2 separate regions of the Homo sapiens genome follow, and region 2 is linked to region 1. A link is a loop called in an ENCODE intact Hi-C map of the cell type or tissue named here. Cell type or tissue: sigmoid colon. All regions are shown on one strand.

Evidence for each region. Hi-C counts contacts between places; a loop is a spot of excess contacts. Peaks named below come from ENCODE experiments on the same cell type or tissue, not always from the same donor. Only the 100,000 strongest peaks of a DNase experiment are listed, where the experiment ranks them.
Region 2: a loop joins it to region 1, with 4 times the contacts of the local background. A loop is called at or near these places in 1 of 110 quality-filtered maps.

What each region holds. Positions count from the first base shown.
Region 1 is chr1:56,144,531-56,148,530 of GRCh38, reverse strand. No RefSeq gene overlaps it. Among named protein-coding and RNA genes, the nearest start is that of LINC01755, 200 kb to the right of the region's middle. In sigmoid colon, no CTCF peak of the experiment used is centred here; a DNase peak (open chromatin) is centred at 1,860; H3K27ac peaks cover 205 bases.
Region 2 is chr1:56,451,365-56,455,364 of GRCh38, reverse strand. The region is part of intron 1 of LOC124904185 (a long non-coding RNA gene); the gene reads left to right. Among named protein-coding and RNA genes, the nearest start is that of LINC01767, 38 kb to the right of the region's middle. RefSeq lists enhancers at 1,287-1,962, 1,963-2,638, 2,639-3,314. In sigmoid colon, no CTCF peak of the experiment used is centred here; DNase peaks (open chromatin) are centred at 2,114 and 2,954; H3K27ac peaks cover 1,135 bases.

The DNA.
Region 1 (4,000 bases):
CTGCTGCTTTTACATGAAAGCAACCATGGACTACGTGCATATGAATACGTGGCTGTGTTCCAATAAAACTTTAGTTATGAGCCCTGATCTTTGAATTTCACATGACTTTCATGTACCATAAAATGGCATTGTTATTTTAAAATTTTTTAACCGTTTAAAAATGTAAAACTTCTTAGCTCACAGGCTATTCAAAAACAGGCAGGCCAAATTCAGTTTGTGGGCTACAGTTTACTGACTCCAGGTCCAGTTAAATAATAGTAATAATAATAATAATAATAACAACAACTTCCATTTGATGAATCCCTATCTTGTGACAAGCACTATATACATTTTACCACTCATTTTTCAGGTGAGGTGGTAAACAAACATTCAGAGAGGTTAATTTGGTCAATGTCACAAAGCAAGTAAGTAGAAGAGCTGAGAACCAAATGCAGATTTGTCAGTCATGGAATCCATGCTTTTCACCATTATGCCATGCTGCCTCTTAATTTAAAATATGCAGTTTTACAAAACTTACTGATCAAATTGTGGCTCATATTTGCAGGCTTTTGTTAATAGGGCACTCTAGAAGGAGTTAAGATGAGATTCAAGTGTTGGTACCAGCAATGCCAATAATTCCCCATGTGACTTTGAGGAAAGCTCTCGAGTTTTCTGAGTCCTCTCAACCATAAGACAAAGGGATTGGAAGAGGGTATAGTGATTTTCAAGGGCAGTGGCAATTTTGTCCCTCAGGGACACTTTGTAATATCTAAAAACATTCTTGCCTTCATTTGCCACTGATAACTTGCAGGAGTGTGCTATTGACTTCTAGTAGGTAGAGCCCACGGATGGTACTAAACATCCCACAATGCACAAAACAACTCTTCCCCCTCCACCCCACCCACACACACAACAAAGAATTATCCAGTCCAAAATGTCAATAATGCTTAGATTGAGAAACCATGGACTAAGGTTTGAGGAGCTAATGTACCAATTATCTCCTCAATTTCTAAGAACTTGAATTTTTTTATTCATTTCATGAATTCATTTGGATTCATTTAATTAAAATCCAACTCATTTCTCCTCTGTGAATCATAGATTCCTTTTTTATAAAACAAGAGGATTAAACAATATAATCCCAGAGATTCTTTCCAGCTTTAAAAAGTTCAAGCGTATGATTAATAGGGTAATATTAAAAATAAATGTTGTGCTATTAATTCCAAGATAACACGAGTCATTTTTATACTTTTGTCTCATTAACTAGTGCTGCCCAACTCCCTCATCCTCACAGGGCAAAGTTTGTAAATTTGAAGTTCATGGCCTGAACTCAGCCTGCAGATGTGTTTTGTTTGGCCAATAGAGTGTATTAGAACTTTGAGAGTTAGTGGCCAACATTTAAAAGACTGGATATTTCCAATCAACATCCACATTTCCAGATTTTTTTTTTTTTAAATCATAAGATCTAGCAACTCTGGACTTGATTCTTGCATGGCAATGGCTAGCTGAGGCTGAATAAAGCTATTTCTTTAGATGAGGCCTAGTTCTCCTTTAACCAGACTTCATAGCTCACAAATTTGAACTATACCTGGCCATCTTCATTTATTTATATGACTTCTGTCCCTACCTGCCTGGCTCCTCAAGGTAGCTGAATTTGCTCCTCCTGTCCTAGAATTCTCCATGTGCTCATGGAATGCCCAGAAATGCACACGGTGGGCACTTAGAATTGTGGAATTTTAGAATAAATGAAATACATGTTAAACCCTGCAATTGAGTCTAAGTAAACAAGAGGATAGGAACAGGATGAGGAGAACAGTCTTTGCAGCAGCTTGTAAAAACATCTTAAGAGTTTTAACGGACAGTATGAGGCAATGGTGTTCTGTGCCTGCCAACTAGCTAATGTGATCCCTGGCTATATTATTAAGAGTGCAACATTCTGATGGGACATAGGGCAGTCCTGCTCTTCTCTCTGCTGCTCAGATGCATTTGACTCATCATGATTATTTCTTGGCACTACACTTGAAGTGAAGTGATTTTAACAAGGAGTTGAACAATGAATTGGTGAGATGGCTTAGAATCTCTTCACTGGAGTGAGATTTGAAGAAGCTGGGGCCACTGATTCTGGAGAAGAGAGGGCTCATGAGGCACAGGTGAAACTTTTCAAATGTTAGCATAGGTGTCCTGAGGAGGAGGTACAGATAAGCACCATGACCTTCAACACACGCTTCCACCCCTCTCTTTGAGCTTCAGTTTTCTCATTTTTATAATAAGGGGATTTGATTTTTAATCCCCTGAATAAAAATTAATCTTGAATAAAGCTATATAGCTACGCAAAATAAATGAATTTACAGCTGCTTTGGTTGGGGGGTTTAGGAGGCCTAGAGCCTCGACTACTTAGCTCTTCTTTTCAGCCCTACAAGTTTCACAACTGAGAGAGCTCTCCAGAGCCATGGAGTTTGAAAAACCCTGATCTAGATTTCTAAAATTGCTACTAATTCCAAAGCTTTTATATATCACTCAGCCTGTGTTTTCTGGCTGTGAAACAACAAGGAAGGCTTTTGGAATAAGCTTAGGGATGAGATGCACTATCAAAGGCAGGGATGGGGAATAGAGAGTCCCAGTGAAAGAAACAGTAAGAGTCATGGAGAACTACACAGACTGGCTGAAACCTACTTTGCTTAAAGTGAGTCAATCCCCACTCCATGACAACTGTCTACTAACAAATGATGATGGCAGCTTTGTCTTTGTTTCTTTAGATGCTTTTGAAGTCTGGCTCTTGTCGACAGTGTGGTTTTCTCTTTAACACCAAGTCCACCTCCCCACCCCCTTGCATTTTGTGGTTGTCATGCAGTTTGAGGATTACCCCAGTGCAGGAGGTGGGTCCCCATTGGGTTAAGCAGTCATGGTGATCCATCTTTCTTCACAGTGATTGGTTCAGGAGCCCAGGCCCCAGCCAATCAAAGTGTTTAGAATCCCTGTAATGAGGATTGTTAAGGAATGAATGTATCACCCAGCTTGGGCAATGAGAGCTGCAAGGGGATGTTGGCTGAGGCACCCTTTAGGAAACGTTTCTTCATTTGTAAGAAAGAAGCAAATGAAGAGATAGTTTCTGTCTTCCTCTGGATATTGGAATGTGGTCATGTGTGCACTAATGGCCTAGAGTTGCTGCAGCCATTTTAGTGATAGCCTGAATAGAAAGTTGGCCTGTGGAGAAAGACTGAGTCAAAAGAACTTCAGGACAGTGGAGCCGTCAAATCTGAAACCTGCTGACCTTCTGGACTCGTAGGCATGTAAGCCAATAACTTCCCTTCTTTCCTCATTATCTTAGCCAGTTTCATTTAGGTTTTCTGCTTCTTTAAGCTTAATGAATCTCAACTGATACACCAGCTCTTCCAAGCCAGAAAGGTTTCCTTTCGATGACGGTGCATGGGAGTAGTGAGTCATGTTGAAGAATGGATCAGACACATCTTATGTCCCACCTCAGAGTCTCTTGGCCTTACCTGCCTTTTGAATCCCAGATTGCTTATTCTACCCCAGCTGCTGCAGCAGTCTGATTCTGTGATAACTCACAGTGTTAAACTTCCTAAGGCCAACCAACATCACTCCTGAAATCAATAGTGGCTCACAACACTTTTGGACTCATACAAAGACCAAGCTGCGGGCACGAGACCTGGCTTCCTGAGCAGCTGCTATAGGAGCCAGGTGATGCAACTTAGGATTGTGGGGGAGTTAAATCTCTGGAAGGTAAAGTTTGAGCAATGGAATTTAGGAGATGTGAAGGAGCTGGCAGACACATTTCCATTCCTCCATGCAATAGACTGAACCAAGGAGCATGTTCCTCCCGGAACAGCCCATGTGGAAATATCTCATATAGGTAGACTGATGCCCCTGCTGAAATGCAACACCTTACGTTTATAGTTCTGCTTCAAACTGCCTCGCTTCCCTTTTCGCTCAATTTTGCAGCCATAAAAACATACCTCCTAAATAAAGCATTAGCATTCAATACTTACCTCAGGCTCTGTTT
Region 2 (4,000 bases), 310 kb before region 1:
CCCTCTTTCTTCTGGACTACAGAACAGATGTGAAGCAATCAACTTTTTTTTTTTTTTTTTTTCTTGAGATGGAGTTTCGCTCTTGTTGTCCAAGCTGGAGTGCAATAGCTCAGTCTCGGCTCACTGCAATCCACGACTCCCAGGTTCAAGCGATTCTCCTGCCTCAGCCTCCTGACTAGCTGTGATTACAGTCATGCACCACCACACCCAGCTTATTTTGTGTTTTTAGTAGAGATGGGGTTTCTCCATGTTGGTCAGGCTGGTCTCGAACTCCCGACCTCAGGTGATCTGCCCACCTCAGCCTCCCAAAATGCTGGGATTATAGACTGAGCCACTGCACCCAGCCTGAAGCAATCATCTTAAGCCATGAAGTGACCCTGAGGAGGCAACCACACACTGGACACCGAGGGAAAGGCACATGAATCATGATAACTTAATGGAATAGCCATGCCAGACCTGATTGACCTTCCTCAGGCCTTCCTTATCACTGGAGAATAATCCTCTGTGATTTTATGTCACTGCGGTCAGGTCTTCTATGACTTGTACTTGGTACTTGGATACAATCTCTAAATGATACACAGTCCTCCTGCCCTCTTAAATTAAATTTGTATTATAGATATTTTCCACTGTCAATGCATAAAAAATCTACCATATTCTTTTTAATAACATAATATTCATAATAGTCCATTGCAAGGATTTATCAAAATTTACTCAATTCTTTATTGACAAAACTCAAAATTTCTTTAGAAATTATAAACACTGTGGTATAGAAATCTTTGTGCACAATTTAATATTCTCTTAGGATAAGAAGAGGAATTTTAAGGCTAAAAGATTTGTGCATTTTAAATGGATAGGTATTGCCAAATTGTCTCTAGAAAAGTTGTTCCAAGCTATACTTCTTAGGTAGAATTATATATTTATGTAATTACACATATATATGTTATACATTCAAAGCATGAAGAATAGCATAAGAAATGTGGTATGCCTTAAGGCCGGGCGCGGTGGCTTACGCCTGTAATCCCGGCACTTTGGGAGGCTGAGGCGGGCGGATCACGAGGTCAGGAGATCAAGACCATCCTGGCTAACACGATGAAACCCCGTCTCTACTAAAAATACAAAACATTATCCTGGCGTGGTGGTGGGTGCCTGTAGTCCCAGCTACTCGGAGGGCTGAGGCAGGAGAATGGCGTGAACCCGGGAGGCGGAGCTTGCAGTGAGCCGAGATGGCGCCACTGCACTCCAGCCTGGGCGACAGAGCAAGACTCTATCTCAATAAATAAATAAATAAATAAGTTTGGTACGCCCACTATCCAGTTGAAGAAATAGAACATTTCCACAGCCCTTCTGAAAAGTCCTGTGCACCAACCCTCATCAACCAGCAGGCTAGTATCTCTTTGGCTCTTTCGACAACCCTTGAAGCGAGTGGAACTCTTTCACGAGCAAGTGATAGACAACAGTGATAGATAACGCACACCCCTGCTCTGCAAAAGAATGTATCAGTTCATACAGTTTCGAGATCCTGGGCTGGGACTGGCTGGAGGGGTCTCACATGATCTCTCTTCCTCTCTCAGGACTCCTTTCTTCCATGTTGGCTTCAGTCTCAGTTTCCACATAGCACCAGGATGGGCCAGCAGCTCCAGGCCTGCATTCCCCAGGTTTATATCTAGAGGAAAAAAATACTGCATCTTCCCTTTAGCTCCCACACACGACCTGGCTTCACTCTGATTAGATTAACCAGAGTACCGAGCCAGTCCTGAGCATACTAGCTCCCACTATGGCTTTGTCATCTGGAGTCTATCAAAGCCTTTCTGATGCTAATTTATACTTTCTGCCTGTATTGGAATAACAAACCCCGGGAGTTAACTACTTTTTTTTGTAATGCACTCCCTGGTAGAGGACAGTACAGAGATAATGTCTGCTAACATTTACTGAGTGCTGTAAAGTCCCGGATGCCTCACCTTATTCAATCTGCCTAATGTCTCTGCAAGGTGTGTATAATGCCCATTTTATAAATGAGGAAAGTAGAGAAGATAAGTAACTTTGAGCTCACATGTGTGTGTTGAGGCTGGGATCCAGCCCCAGGTTGACCTCACTCCAATGTCTAGTGGCCACGCGGCAGGCCACATGGCCTCCCTTGCAATAGGCATGTGTTTACCTCACAGGGCTGTTGAAAATGTCACATGAAAACACTGTGTCAGCTGAAGCACTTCACAAACATCAGTTCACCGAACTCACTGATATGCCCTAGATTTACCTCCTTCGAGCCCCCAGGGGGAAAGGAAGAGGACAGATTGGTCACTGGCCTTGTCATCCTGAGATCAAAAAATTAAGCAGGGGAAGAAAGAGACAAATTATTCCCCGAACTGTTTTTCTGTATTTCTACAAAGGCTGTTTACAACTCTTCAGGATTTTAAGAATTATACAAACCACTTTTAAAAGAACTATGTACTCTAGACAAACAAGGTGCTGGGAGGACCCTGTGAGGGGTGGTAGAAAGAATTAGAATTCAGAGTGGACAGATCTGGGTTCCAGCCCTGCCTCTGGCCATTGCTGGCCCTACTGTGTGCCTTGGAGCATGGCCCAGTCTTCTTGCTGGCCTCAGTTTCCCCATTGGTTCAACAAGGGGTTTGAATAGAGACATTTCCCATCCTGAAGTTTTTCATCTGTAGAATAAATATGGGGTGGGGGTGATGAGGAGGTGATAGTGGCCCCAGGCTCACCAGGTTATCATCTCTGAAGGTTTCAGAGAAAAAAGAAAGTATCTTCCATTGACATTAGAACAACCTCCTTGTGGGCTGAGGAGGAGCTGAGGAATGGGACCCTAGGGGGTTTCCTGCCTCTGGAAATATTTGGCTTTGGTTATTCCCCAGTCAAAAGCTTTGTGACTCCTGCAAGGAGTTGCTTGGAGTACATGGCCAAGCTCCAGTTTGGATGTGAGGAATATAGGTCATTAGTAAGAGATTTTAATGTCCCGTAAACTGGCTTCCTGGAGGGGAGTGCTCACTCCAGTATAATTGAGCTGTTAGTGAGAAACTCAGCCTGTTTGCAGCCAAGGACATGCAGAGTTTGGGGAGAGAGTCCTGGGGAAGTGCAGTGTCAGGAGATGAGATGAGCACTGGCCTGGGAGTCAGGGGCTGTATTCCAGGCTCTGTCACTGACCCGGGCAAGTCACTCACTTCTTCTCCCTGGGCCTCATTTTCTTTGTTTTCAAAATGAGGGGTAGTATTGAATGTGCTTTGGGGCTTTCCAGTTCAGACAAAAAGCATATGAGGAGGTTAAGCCAACAGATGCTGGAGCCACCCTGCCTGAATTCTGATCCAGCCCTGCTACTCACTGTCTTTGTGTCCTTGGGTGATTTATTTTAACTCTCTGCACTTCAGTTTTCTCATCTGTAGAATGGGAATAGACTCACCACATGTGGTTTTGTAACAATTAAATGTAAAGCACTTAAAATAATGCCTGGCATAAAGTAAATGCTCTCCAAGTACAAGCCATTATGTGACTAAATTGCCATAACACATTATGAAGGCTCACCCATTCCAGAGCAGGCAATGCCCTCTGTGCAGGAGGATGGGAGGAGCAGCGCTTCTGCTGTGGGGATGGCCAGCCTGCGAGGCTTCAGCCATGCACCAGGCTTTCTATGGCAGGGGGAAGAGGACTGTACCCAACCAACTCTGTCCATTGAGGACTGTACAGGGAGGAGGCGTCTTGCTAAGGAAAACTCTGTGGGGTCAAAGTCTAAGACACACTGTCTCATGGCAGGGAAGAGGGAAAAGTAAAAGAAAGGAGGGGCAGCGGAGGTGGTTTCCTCTGCATACAGTCGGAGTATGGTGTGCTTTGGGTGAGACATGGGTTCACATCCTGGCTATGTTACACTCACTTTTTGTGGGAGCCTTGGATGAGTCTGTGGATTTTTCTGTCCTTCTTGTCACTCATTTGTCAGATGAGAACATAGTATCCAGATCTGTGATCTGCAGATAGTGTGAATGGAATAATGGCA